Regions from separate parts of the Homo sapiens genome. Here regions 1, 2 and 4 are each linked to region 3. The links are chromatin contacts, found by Hi-C in ENCODE. All regions are on one chromosome and are shown on one strand. Each heading gives the region's core, a stretch centred on a gene start or an enhancer-like site at or near the end of the contact. The rest is flanking DNA. Distances are from core to core; before and after follow the strand shown.

Region 1 (2,700 bases), core at 189-2,688, 4.6 Mb before region 3:
GCTATTTTGGACACATTCCTCAAGGCCAAAAGAAGAACGTGGCGGAGGGGGAAAGAGTTTCGAGTCTCCCACTGTGACCAAACTAAGAGGTTCCACCCTCGGGCCCCAGCTTTCTCCCGCCCCGGGAGAGGCCTCGGCCTCCGCCTCACCCCCGCGAGGGCCTGCGGGCCCCCTCGCGCCTCCACCTGACGCTCTGGAAGGCGGGGGCCGCCAGCCGCTGCCCACAGAGAACTCGCACTTTTTCGCTGCGCGATTCAGAACCACGCCGGGTCTGATGCCATCCGGCGAATTATGTAACCAGGGACACCGCTCCCGGGCTAAACAAACGCGGCTCTGTGTGTGCAGCGCCGGCCCCGGGGGAGCGCACCGGGCAGGGAGGGGCTCTGGCCGGGCCTCAGGGTCGGGCTTGTTTGCTCAGCGAAACTGGTCAGAGGCAGCCGGGAGGGAGCCCGACGCCGCCAAGGTCCCGGGGCCTGCGCTGAGCCGGGAACCCGCCACGTCTGGTGCGCCAGGGCCCGGGCCCCTCCCCCACCGCGACCGCCCCCGCCTCCAAGAGGTGAACTTGGTCCCAAGTCCCGCCGGACGCCGTCACCGCCAGCTAGCTGCCCGAACGACCTCGGGCTTGGGGGGGCCTGCAAGTGCTGGACTCCAGTCTCGGTTCCGTTCCACCTGGGGCTCCCTCTGTCACCTTCCTAACCCCTCCCCGCGATCCCGGGGCAGCCGCGCGCGGCGGTGAAGGAAAGTGACGACCCCACCCCCAACTCCGGAGGCGGTGGACGCGGAGTGGCCCAGTGCTTCGAGAGCTACCCCTCCGTCTCTCAGCCCCGAGGGGGAGGGGTTGCGGGACAGGGTGACAGCTGCGCCGAAGACGCCCTTTCCGCTCGGGCGCCGGGATCCCCGTGCAACCCCCACGGAGGTCTGAGTGCCAGCCGGGATGCGGGGGCGGATGGACCGGAGGGGTCCAGTCGGGATCGCTGGCTCTAAGCCCTGGAGGTCAAGGGCCGAGACCTGGGTTCGGGGCTGTGCTAGCCCCCTCCGCGCCCGGGGGCGACGCAAAGTTTTGGGAAGTTGCTGCCCCTACCTTGCTTGGTGAGCACCAGGGCGTCTTCCCTCCGCGCCTGGGTGATGATGGAGCCGTGTTCCATCTAACAATCCCGCGGGCCCGGGCTGGCTGGGCGGGAGGACGGGCGGGCGCGCGGGCTGGGCTGGGCTGGGGGGCCTGGGCGGGGGCCCGCTCCGGCTCCCGAGACTCCGACTTCCACAGCTGTTCACATCCCCCCTCTCGTTTCCTCCCCGGACCGGGAAGGGAGGCGGCCTGTACAAAGGGCGGGCGGCCCGGGCAGCGGCTCCCCCGGGTGCCCCCGGCCCCGATCCCCCAGCGGCAGCTCCGGGCTCCTCAGTTTGGGTCCAACATGGAGAATCCGGAGCGAAAACAAGAGGAGGAAATGGGACACGGGGCGGTTTCCAGGCTCCCCCCTCCCCTCCGTACTCCAGATAAACAACCCGCGGCTGCAGCGCCCACCCCCGCGCGCCTCCCGGCTCTCGACTCGGCCTCTTCACGGCCAGCTGGAGCTTCCCGCTGGGGGCTGCGTCCTAGGCCCTGGGACCCTCCATCTGTGAGCGGCCGGGGCTGCGGACAGTCGGGAGCTTTGCTATTTTGTTACGGAAAAAGCGAATCCTCAAGGGGGGTGGGGTGGCGGGCGGGCAGGCTGGCGGGGGAGACTTGAAACCGTTCCGGTGCTCCGATTGGCTCTCTTGGAGAAAAGGGGCGTGGCCCCTCCTTACTATGCGGTGAGAGGACCTAACAACATTCCAGGCGCCACGGCCACGCCCCCGGGCCACTCCCCCCGCGCCAGACTGCGGCCTCCCAGTCTCCTCGGCCACACCCCCTTCCCAACTATTTAAAAGGCCGCTCCGAAGCTCACGTTCTGGTGCTCTGTGCTGGGGTGTTCTTTTCTCGGAGGGCGCACTCGGGGAAGGTGGAAAGGTTTCCCCCTTCAGGGGTGACCAAGACAAGCCGCTAAGCCTAACCTGACTCCAGCAGGGGATGGGGCGGATCGGAAGTTACCTTACCCCCCTGCTTAGCCCTAGAATCAAGGACGTACCAAGTCACATAAAAGTACAACCGTCGAGGCCAGGCGCGGTGGCTCACGCCTGTAATCCCAGCACTTTGGAAGGCCGAGGTGGGTGGATCACGAGGTCAGGAGTTCAAGACCAGCCTGGCCAAGATGGTGAAACCCCGTCTCTACTAAAAATACAAAAAAATTAGCCGGGCGTGGTGGCGGGCGCCTGTAATCCCAGCTACTCGGGAGGCTGAGGCAAAGACTTGCTTGAACCCGGGAGGCGGAGATTGCAGGTAGCCGAGATCGCGCCACTGCACTCCAGCCTGGGCGACAGAGCGAGACTCTGTCTCAAAAAAAAAAAAAAAAAAGTACAACCTTCGAATCCCGAAAGGGGTGTGTGCGTGTGGGCGGACCTAGGACTCCAGAGTATAAGAGCTGGAACTGACCTCGGGACTGTGTCCCCCAAAACACTGAAAATGAGACCTGAGGTGCTGGGCTTTCCTCACACCCACCGACTTACTCCCATTTAGGCGGCCCCGACTCCGCCCCTCCTCCCTACCTCCCTCATCCTACCCCTCTCTTTTTGCCCCCACAGTCCCAGCTTCCTTTAGATGGATGGAGGTCTCTCGGAGGAGCT
Region 2 (2,700 bases), core at 130-2,629, 3.8 Mb after region 3:
TCAGATTAGGCTGAGTCATTAGCATGTAGGTGAAGGATGATTGAGGAAAGGATTATAGAGCAAGAAGATGCTTGGGATGGAGCCTTGGGGAATAACAGTACTTACAGGCAAGCAGAGGGGTCCAAGACTGTAAATAGCCAGAAAGGAGAAAAATCTGAGAAGGCAAGCTGCAAAAGCCCCGGCAGCAGAATGCTACAAGAAGAAAATACTTATCAGTATCAAATACTGCTGAGAGGTCAGGTAAAACAAAGGCTGAAAAGTATCCACTGGTTTTTGAAACGAAGAGGACAGTAAGTGTGACATTTGTCAGAGGAGATTCAATGTTGTGGTGGAAACAGTAGCCATGTGAATGTCAAAGGAATTCAACCTCATATAGCCAATCCTTGGAAACACTGGTGTTTTGTCAGCTGCAACAGTATTTCTTTTAAAAGCAACAAAAGTGGGCATTTTTCAATTGGTACCCAAAGGAAAAGAAATCAATTTTTATATTTTCTCCTATACATTTTTCTTAAATATTTGGTGCTAGTTGTCGTTTATATATATTTAAATATAGCATCAGGTGCTTTTGGATTTAGTAAATAGTGTGTGTTTAGTTATTTCAGGAATAATCCCAAAATAAACAGTATCAATACAGTAATGTAGTAATATATTTATGGTATTTCTTAAATAGTACCAAGACTTTCAAGTACCATCCTCATCAAGTAAGAGAATCATAGCCCCATAATAGTTTTTAAAACCACGTTCCTTTCTCTTCTATTTCCCTTCTCCTATTCCTGTCTATACTCTGGGCTGCAAAGAGACACTTTTGCCCCACTGTCAGCAGGTAGCAGCCCAGCTTAAATAAGTTTGGGAGACCAGGGTGTACTCACAGAGGAAAGGATAAAAATAACTTTGAATGTTATCTAATCCAGTGGTGTCCAAACCTAGCTGAGCATCAAAATGGACAGCCCGGAATGTACATTAAAAAGACAGAATTCTAGGTCCCTGCCCTAGATCCGATTCCAGAAGGGCATCTGCTATACTTTCGTTTTGGGAAGGTTGGGGTGGGGGTTGCTTTTCCAGGTTCTTCAAGCTCAGCAGAAGTGGACTTTCTCCCCGTTCTCTCTCCGCAGGAGATGCCGTGCACTGGCGGTTCTGCAGGTGCCACGCCTGTCACTCCCCAGCGCTGATTTCGTCCCAGCACCTTCCTGATAATCACCGCCCAGCACCAGGCTCCAAAAGGAGCGGAAGCCCCGCCCATCTCCCAGCCCCTCGCTCTCCCTTCCCCGCCCCTAACCCGCCTTGCCCCGCCCCTTCCACATGCCCTCCCCTCGGCAATTCCTGGAAACTTGGGGCGGAGCTTCGCTGCCTTTCAGGTTTTATGTACGCTGGCGGCCGCCAGGCCGTTCCCGGAAGTTGATGGCCTTACAGTCGTAGAACTGATTGGCTGATCATGACCATGCAGTTAGCCAGGGTTTTCCCGAGTTGTTTGGGTTGAGTTCAGGAGAAGCATGGCCAGGTCGAGTCCGTACCTGCGCCAACTTCAGGGACCTCTGCTCCCACCCAGGGATCTGGTGGAGGAGGACGACGACTACCTAAACGACGACGTGGAGGAGGATGAAGAGTCCGTGTTCATCGACGCCGAGGAGCTCTGCAGTGGGGGCGTAAAGGCTGGCAGCCTCCCCGGGTGCCTCCGCGGTGAGGAAGGCGTCTGCCCGGGGGATGGGGTTGGAGGGTCCAAAGTAGCGCTTCCCATTCTGGCTTTGCCCTGAGCAAGGCACCCAGTCGTGCTAACAGATTTAGCTTATCAGTGGTCTAGCTGCTTCATCCTACCAAGGGTAAAATTATGACTATAATAATAGCAGTGACTTTAACTGGACACATACTATGTGGTTTTTTTTTTTTTTTCTTTTTTTGAGCAGCAGCAAGATTTATTGCAAAGAGCGAAAGAACAAAGCTTCTACAGTGTGGAAGGGGACCCGAGCGGGTTGCCCTTTTTTTTTTTTTTTTTTTTTAAAATTATTCTCATTTTAATGGTCGTCCTTTAATTTAATGTACCTTTAATGTAAGGTAGTTTTACGCTTAAGGAAACAGTGGATGTTGAGTCTCTATTTCCACCCAGAATCGGAACTTTTATTTTTCCTTCTGACCACTTATCCTCAAGTTCTATAGAATGAGAACTTGTAATTATTATCCTATATTGCCTGGAGTCAAATACGTGGTTCTTCCTCAGCTTCTTGGAAAAACAAAACAGTCCGGGCGCGGTGGCTCACGCACTTTGGGAGGCCGAGGCAGGTGGATCACTTGAGGTCAGGAGTTCGAGACCAGCCTGACCAACATGGTGAAACCTGTCTCTAGTAAAACAACAACAACAACAACAAAACTACAAAATTAGCCGGGCGTGATGTCGCACACCTGTAATCCTAGCTACTTGGGAGGCCGAGGCAGGAGAATTGCTTGAACCCAGGAGGTGGGGGTTGCAGTGAGCTGAGATCACACCATTGCACTCCGGCCTGGGCAACAAGAATGAAACTCCATCTCAAAAAACGAAAAGGAAAGAAAAGAAAAAGAAAAACGAAACACAAGGAACACCTCAGTGCACAGATGATTGTTAATTGGTGTTAGTAACCTTGTGGTTCGGGTAAACCTTGTATAAGTAGTTTCCTGTGCTATGAGGTAGTTTCCTGTGCTATAAGTTATACCTGTTATGTATACTTTGTG
Region 3 (2,700 bases), core at 104-2,603:
AAAAAAGCGCCTCGTTTTTACAAGCTCCCTGAGACCTCAAGAATAATGTCTGCCATATATTCCATTTGAACTTTTTTGCTAAATTCACCAGTTTTCATACATAAAGCTTATACCATAGGAGGTGTCAAGTTTCCCAGAAGTTGTGTAATAGGCACAAATGATCAAAATTACTGCCCTAGGAGCTCTCTACTATTACCTCATCTGTCCCCTTTATCCATCCTTGCTTTGCTTCTTATCAGAAGGAAAAATAAAATAAAATTATTTAGCTTACAAAGTAGCTCTGTTACAGCCAAACAGCGCTATCCACTGACAATCTCATGGCTCACTGTCTTCCATCATGTCATAAGCTCAGCTGTCTGAAGGTGTTGGTTTCTTCATCTCTACTGTTTCTGGTTTTTCCTCCCTCATTTTCTGCTTTCTGACCAGCAGCTGCAAAATGTCTTGGGGAAAAAGTAGACCAACCTGGATCTTGGGGAAATACAGATGAAGATTTTTCTGTTTGGCTTTTGCCTCATATTTATTTGGCACTTCAGACCTGATGAAGGCTTTTATGTATCTGTGCCTTATTTGAGCCTCGAAACTCTGATTTTATAATAGAAGGGTATTCATTCAACAAGTATGTACTGATTACCTGCTATATGCCAGACACTGTTCTAGGTGCTGGAGATACACAGGAAACAAAATAAGATTTAAAAAGAGGAAGAACCGGCAGCCCAACTCGCGAAACTCTCCTTTTAGCTGGGAGCATCTGCCAGTAAAGGGGCCGGGACAGATCTCGTAGCGCCTGGTAGGTGATTGGAGGAATTTTGGCTTTTACTTTGAGTGAGATGGGAGGCCAGCGGAATGCGTGGAGCAGAGGGTAGTCTCATTTTAGAGATTAGGAAAATAAGAGGCTACCCCACAGTAAGTGCACCAGTTGCGTTTAAAGAAAAAAAATGTATATTAACAGGAGGTAGCCACTGATTTGGGGCCACTAGTCCAGAGATTCGAAATGAAGCGGGAGGAGACACGTTAAGATTAATCTACAGGGAAACAAATTATTTACACCGAAATACAATTTAACACAAACATACGCAAAGAGATATGCCAAGGAGTACTCGGGGGCTCTGTTCAGGCACTTGTTAATGAAAACGAAGCGAATCTTGACGCCTTAAACCCTGTCTAGCCTACTTGATTCCGGGGGTGGGGCTGTGGGAATCGCTGCCCACCCGGAATCCCGCCTGCCCCGAGCATGGCCAAGCCCCAGCCCCGCCCCGCCGACGGCCTGCCGCCGGGGTTGGCCGCGGCGGTGGCGGAGGCCACGGTACCCGGAAGTGCGGCTGACGTGTCCCGGCAGCGCTCGGAATTGTGGGCGACTCGGCTAATGGCGTCGGCGAGTCTTAGGGGCCTGGGGAGCTGGCGCTGAAGCTTCTTGCCAGGTTGGCTGGTGACACCCGGTGTGGCTGGGCCCCGCGGCAGCGGAGGGACCTGCCCGCCTTGTGGGTTTCTCGGCCAGAGTCGGCGGAGCCTAGCGGGACGGTGCGACTGCGGGGGGCGCCTCCGAGAAAAGCCAGAGGTGTTGCGGGGAAGCTGCTGGGGGACGCTCGAGCAGGCTCCGGGTTCGCAGCCCAGGGCCCAAGAAGCGGGCTGCTGAAGGACCAGAGACACCGGGAGGGAGCTGCCTGTGGCCCTAAGGAGCTGACCGTGCCAGAGCTTGTTTGTACCTCTCGGAAATTGGCTGGGACCTTGGAGGATCATGTCCGGCACCAGCAGCCCCGAGGCGGTGAAGAAGCTGCTGGAGAATATGCAGAGCGACTTGCGCGCCTTGTCACTGGAGTGCAAGAAGAAATTCCCACCTGTCAAAGAGGTAAGCTTCAGGTGACGTCAGGAGAAGGCACTGTGAGCATGCCTGGTCCTGTTAGACTCAGTGCTTCACCCCAGTTTCCAGTCCTAATTTTCATTCAGGCCTCACCTTTCCAGATTTGTGAGTCGGTGGGTTGTTCCACAAGGGCTTTTTATAGTTTCCACTGGAGAGGGCTGAGGCACTTTGATTTTCTCCCCTCTCCTGTCCTCCCAGTTTAGGAGTGAAGTTCATGAAGTGAGCCTATTCAGTTAATCCAGCTAGGTGTACTGTGCACTAGCCTATTCTGGCCTTTTTCTTACTTGAAACTGGCCAAACCAAAATTGAAAAACTTGTTTGTTGCTCCCCGAAACGAGTATCCACCCATCTTGTTGAAACCTGTACTCCTCACGTTTATGGCATATCACTGAATTGGAAACAATTTTCCTTCTGGTATATATCATTCAGCTTAACTCTGTATCAATCCTTTGACGTGTTAATAAACTATCCAGAGCCACCTAATTTATGAAGAATATTGAAGATCCACATAATCATGTTAAACCTTGTTATGAGCAGTACTGTAGTGGGAAGTTGGGCTTGCAGTCAGAGCGAATACACCTGAATTTAGTTCCAGCAATAAATCTTAACCTCTTTGAGCTTCGGGTTTTTTTTTCCAGCTGTAAAATAGGGTTAAAGGATGGTTTTATATTATGTATGGGAAAGATGTCAGAGCAGAAGGGTATTATTAAAGAGATCCCAGTAAATAATACATGGAAATTTAATTCTCCAAATAGTTCTTGAGGTGAAATATTTAACATTTGGTTACTATTTGCTTTTTCTCTTAAAATGCCATTTTAATTCTCTAAAAAAAAAAAACAAAC
Region 4 (2,700 bases), core at 188-2,687, 4.8 Mb after region 3:
TCAAGTAGAAGGATACATGAGAGCAGATCAGAGGTATGTGTGAAATTTAAACACATATTATGAGGCTAAACCAAGTTTCATCTGTTTTATTAACTCCTATTGCCTGACTTTGAAGTACTCAGTAATAGTTGATGAATACAGAAAACAATGGTAAAGGTCAGGTAGATTTGATCGGATTTGAGTTATGTGTTAGTAGAGAGCTATTTAAAGGTTTGTTGTTGTTTTTAACAGGAGTATCAAGTGAGATTGATTTTTCATCTCTTCACCAGGCTCTCTGTTCTTTTAGAAAGGCCTGTCAGCTAGCTCCATCCCTAACACTTTCAGGGATGTTGACCCCTAGCTGGCAAAACTTGTGTTTAAAATCCCAAATATTAAGCAGATGAAAAACTTGGATACTAAATACTTTCATAACTCATCTCCACGAATTTGTACGTCTGAGGGAGCAATACACAGCTGCAGGTCCATCAAGGCCACAAAAGCTAACTACAGAGATAGTCTTTTAGCTATTTTGAAATCAGTAGGGCCTGACTACAGCCATCTGTCGCATACCCATTACTCTTACTAAGGTCCTGCTGGCGTCAGAGAGGTGGTTCTACGATGCACGGTAGGAGTGTGTCTGGCCAGAGAAGTGGGGAGGCTCAGCTGCCTTGGGAGGTGCAAGTAGTAGCGCTAGGAAGCTGCTGCTAGGCCTCTGGCAAGAACACCAACTGATCCGCAATGCGCCTGGCCAAACTGCAGCAGCCTGCTCTGCAAATACTGCATAACAGAAAAAGCCTGTATTGGAGAATATAAGAATCCGCGGCAGAAACGGAGTGCGCGACGATTCTAAGGTTTTTACCCAGCACGGCTCCCCCATCAGACTGCAAATCCCAGCATTCACTCCTTCCACGGGAGCCAATGAGGAAGCTACTAGTTCCCGCAGCCAATCACATTCTGAGCCAGTGTATCACCCGACTGAATTCTGGGATTTGTGGTTTTTACGTGGCAACATTACACCACGGTGGCTACGGCAATGCAGGCCACGCGTCTGATCCCAAACGACACCTCCCTGTTATAAATTCTTATGTTGGTTCCGCAAGCTAACTCCTTAACTGTCGTTACTCCCAGGCTTCCTCCTTCTCAAAGCTCGTAATCTTTTTCTCTTAATGTCATTAAACAATCAAGTTATTTTCAGATTAAGGCCCACTTGCTCCACTCGTCCCCTGTCCCTTAACCGTCGCTTTAGAGTCTCGCGAGAACAGCCCCTTTTTTTTGTGTTGTCATGCCTCCAAAAGGCGGGTCACATGAAAACTGACACAGGCTTCAGCCAACCGAATTGTTTTTTAACTCTCTTCTCCACAGCGTGCGTGGGGAGGCCTCCGTGAACTCTGACCTTAGCTTTCCGTAGCGCCCGCGTCTGCCGCCCCCGCCCCCGGAGCGAAGGAGGCGGGCTTTGGCCTTTTGCCCTAGGGAGCGAGTGCGGAGCGAGTGGGAGCGAGACGGCCCTGAGTGGAAGTGTCTGGCTCCCCGTAGAGGCCCTTCTGTACGCCCCGCCGCCCATGAGCTCGTTCTCACGCGAACAGCGCCGTCGTTAGGCTGGCTCTGTAGCCTCGGCTTACCCCGGGACAGGCCCACGCCTCGCCAGGGAGGGGGCAGCCCGTCGAGGCGCCTCCCTAGTCAGCGTCGGCGTCGCGCTGCGACCCTGGAAGCGGGAGCCGCCGCGAGCGAGAGGAGGAGCTCCAGTGGCGGCGGCGGCGGCGGCAGCGGCAGCGGGCAGCAGCTCCAGCAGCGCCAGCAGGCGGGATCGAGGCCGTCAACATGGCGAGCGCCTCGTACCACATTTCCAATTTGCTGGAAAAAATGACATCCAGCGACAAGGACTTTAGGTGAGGCCGAGATCCGACCCTCACCCCACCTCGGGGTTCTCGCAGCCGCGGCCCTGGCCGTCACGCAGGCCTTGCCCCACCCCTTCGGCCGTAGCCGGTAGCTTCTCTGCCCCGAAGTCTCCAGCCCACCGGTCCGCTGGCCTCCCGATCCCTGCGGAGCCCCTTTCCTCTCCCCTCTTGCAACCCCCTCCCCCCATTCTTTCTCCTAGGCAGTTGCCCGCCGCGGTCTCTAGGCCCCGTTTGCTTGTCTCAGCGCCCCCACATCCTTCCCTGCCCCACCAGGAGGCGATTCTTGCGTCTCAGGTAGCGCGAAGGGGCTAAACCACCCACCATTGTGGAGAAGGGAGTTGCTCTAGGCCGGGAGACCGGGCGCCGGGCCTATTCGCTTGCCATCCTGCGGCGCTAGGCCGCCTTGCTCGCTGGGGCCCAAGCTGCTGCCCACTCGGGGACCCGGCAGCCTCCTCTCTGCCCGCAGGTGCGCGTGGGCCTTGCTGCATTCAGGTGGAATGATGAACTTTTGCGCTCTTGGCTGATACATAGTTCTTTTGTGGATTATTAATTTTCGTGAAGGTGGGAAGAAGGGGGAGGGGAGCCAGGATGGAGGAAACTTCGCTCATAGGGTTTTCCCGCCAGCATCACTGTCAGTTCCTCTTGTCAGGTAAAACCAACTTAGGAACTCGGGGTTTCAGTCTCATGTCCTCATATCCAAAATCACTGCCAAAGGGGTGGATTGCTGGATCTTAATCATAGCAGACGGATCTTCAAAAGGAAGAGATGTTTAATACGGACCTGGTGAATATGAAGCTTTATTACAGCAGTTCTGTTCAGGAGATCG

Evidence for each region. A loop is a pair of places that touch in the nucleus more often than their neighbours do. Pooled maps may share reads with other maps.
Region 1: a loop to region 3 is called in a pooled map, with 6 times the contacts of the local background. The contact joins the promoter of CTDSP2 here to the promoter of MON2 in region 3. A Hi-C loop is called at or near these places in 7 of 50 pooled maps.
Region 2: a loop to region 3 is called in a pooled map, with 7 times the contacts of the local background. The contact joins the promoter of HELB here to the promoter of MON2 in region 3. A Hi-C loop is called at or near these places in 7 of 50 pooled maps.
Region 4: a map of naive thymus-derived CD4-positive, alpha-beta T cell shows a loop between it and region 3 (13-fold over the local background). The contact joins the promoter of CAND1 here to the promoter of MON2 in region 3. A Hi-C loop is called at or near these places in 1 of 168 maps with a recorded cell type or tissue (naive thymus-derived CD4-positive, alpha-beta T cell), 1 of 37 single-sample maps with no recorded cell type and 8 of 50 pooled maps.

The regions. Positions count from the first base shown.
Region 1 is chr12:57,845,291-57,847,990 of GRCh38, forward strand. It overlaps CTDSP2 (CTD small phosphatase 2), which reads right to left and starts at 1,439. Exons shown (of 8, transcript NM_005730.4): 1 at 1,082-1,439. The coding sequence starts at 1,145. RefSeq lists silencers at 261-560, 1,151-1,580, 1,591-1,670, 1,741-1,920.
Region 2 is chr12:66,301,114-66,303,813 of GRCh38, forward strand. It overlaps HELB (DNA helicase B), which reads left to right and starts at 1,380. Exons shown (of 13, transcript NM_001370285.1): 1 at 1,380-1,677. The coding sequence starts at 1,491. RefSeq lists enhancers at 1,450-1,499, 1,560-1,639, 2,271-2,370, 2,401-2,700.
Region 3 is chr12:62,465,473-62,468,172 of GRCh38, forward strand. MON2 (MON2 regulator of endosome-to-Golgi trafficking) reads left to right here and starts at 1,354. Exons shown (of 35, transcript NM_015026.3): 1 at 1,354-1,846. The coding sequence starts at 1,736. RefSeq lists a silencer at 1,056-1,375 and enhancers at 1,406-1,515, 1,511-2,010.
Region 4 is chr12:67,267,921-67,270,620 of GRCh38, forward strand. CAND1 (cullin associated and neddylation dissociated 1) reads left to right here and starts at 1,438. Exons shown (of 15, transcript NM_018448.5): 1 at 1,438-1,865. The coding sequence starts at 1,798. RefSeq lists enhancers at 574-873, 1,014-1,273, 1,553-2,204.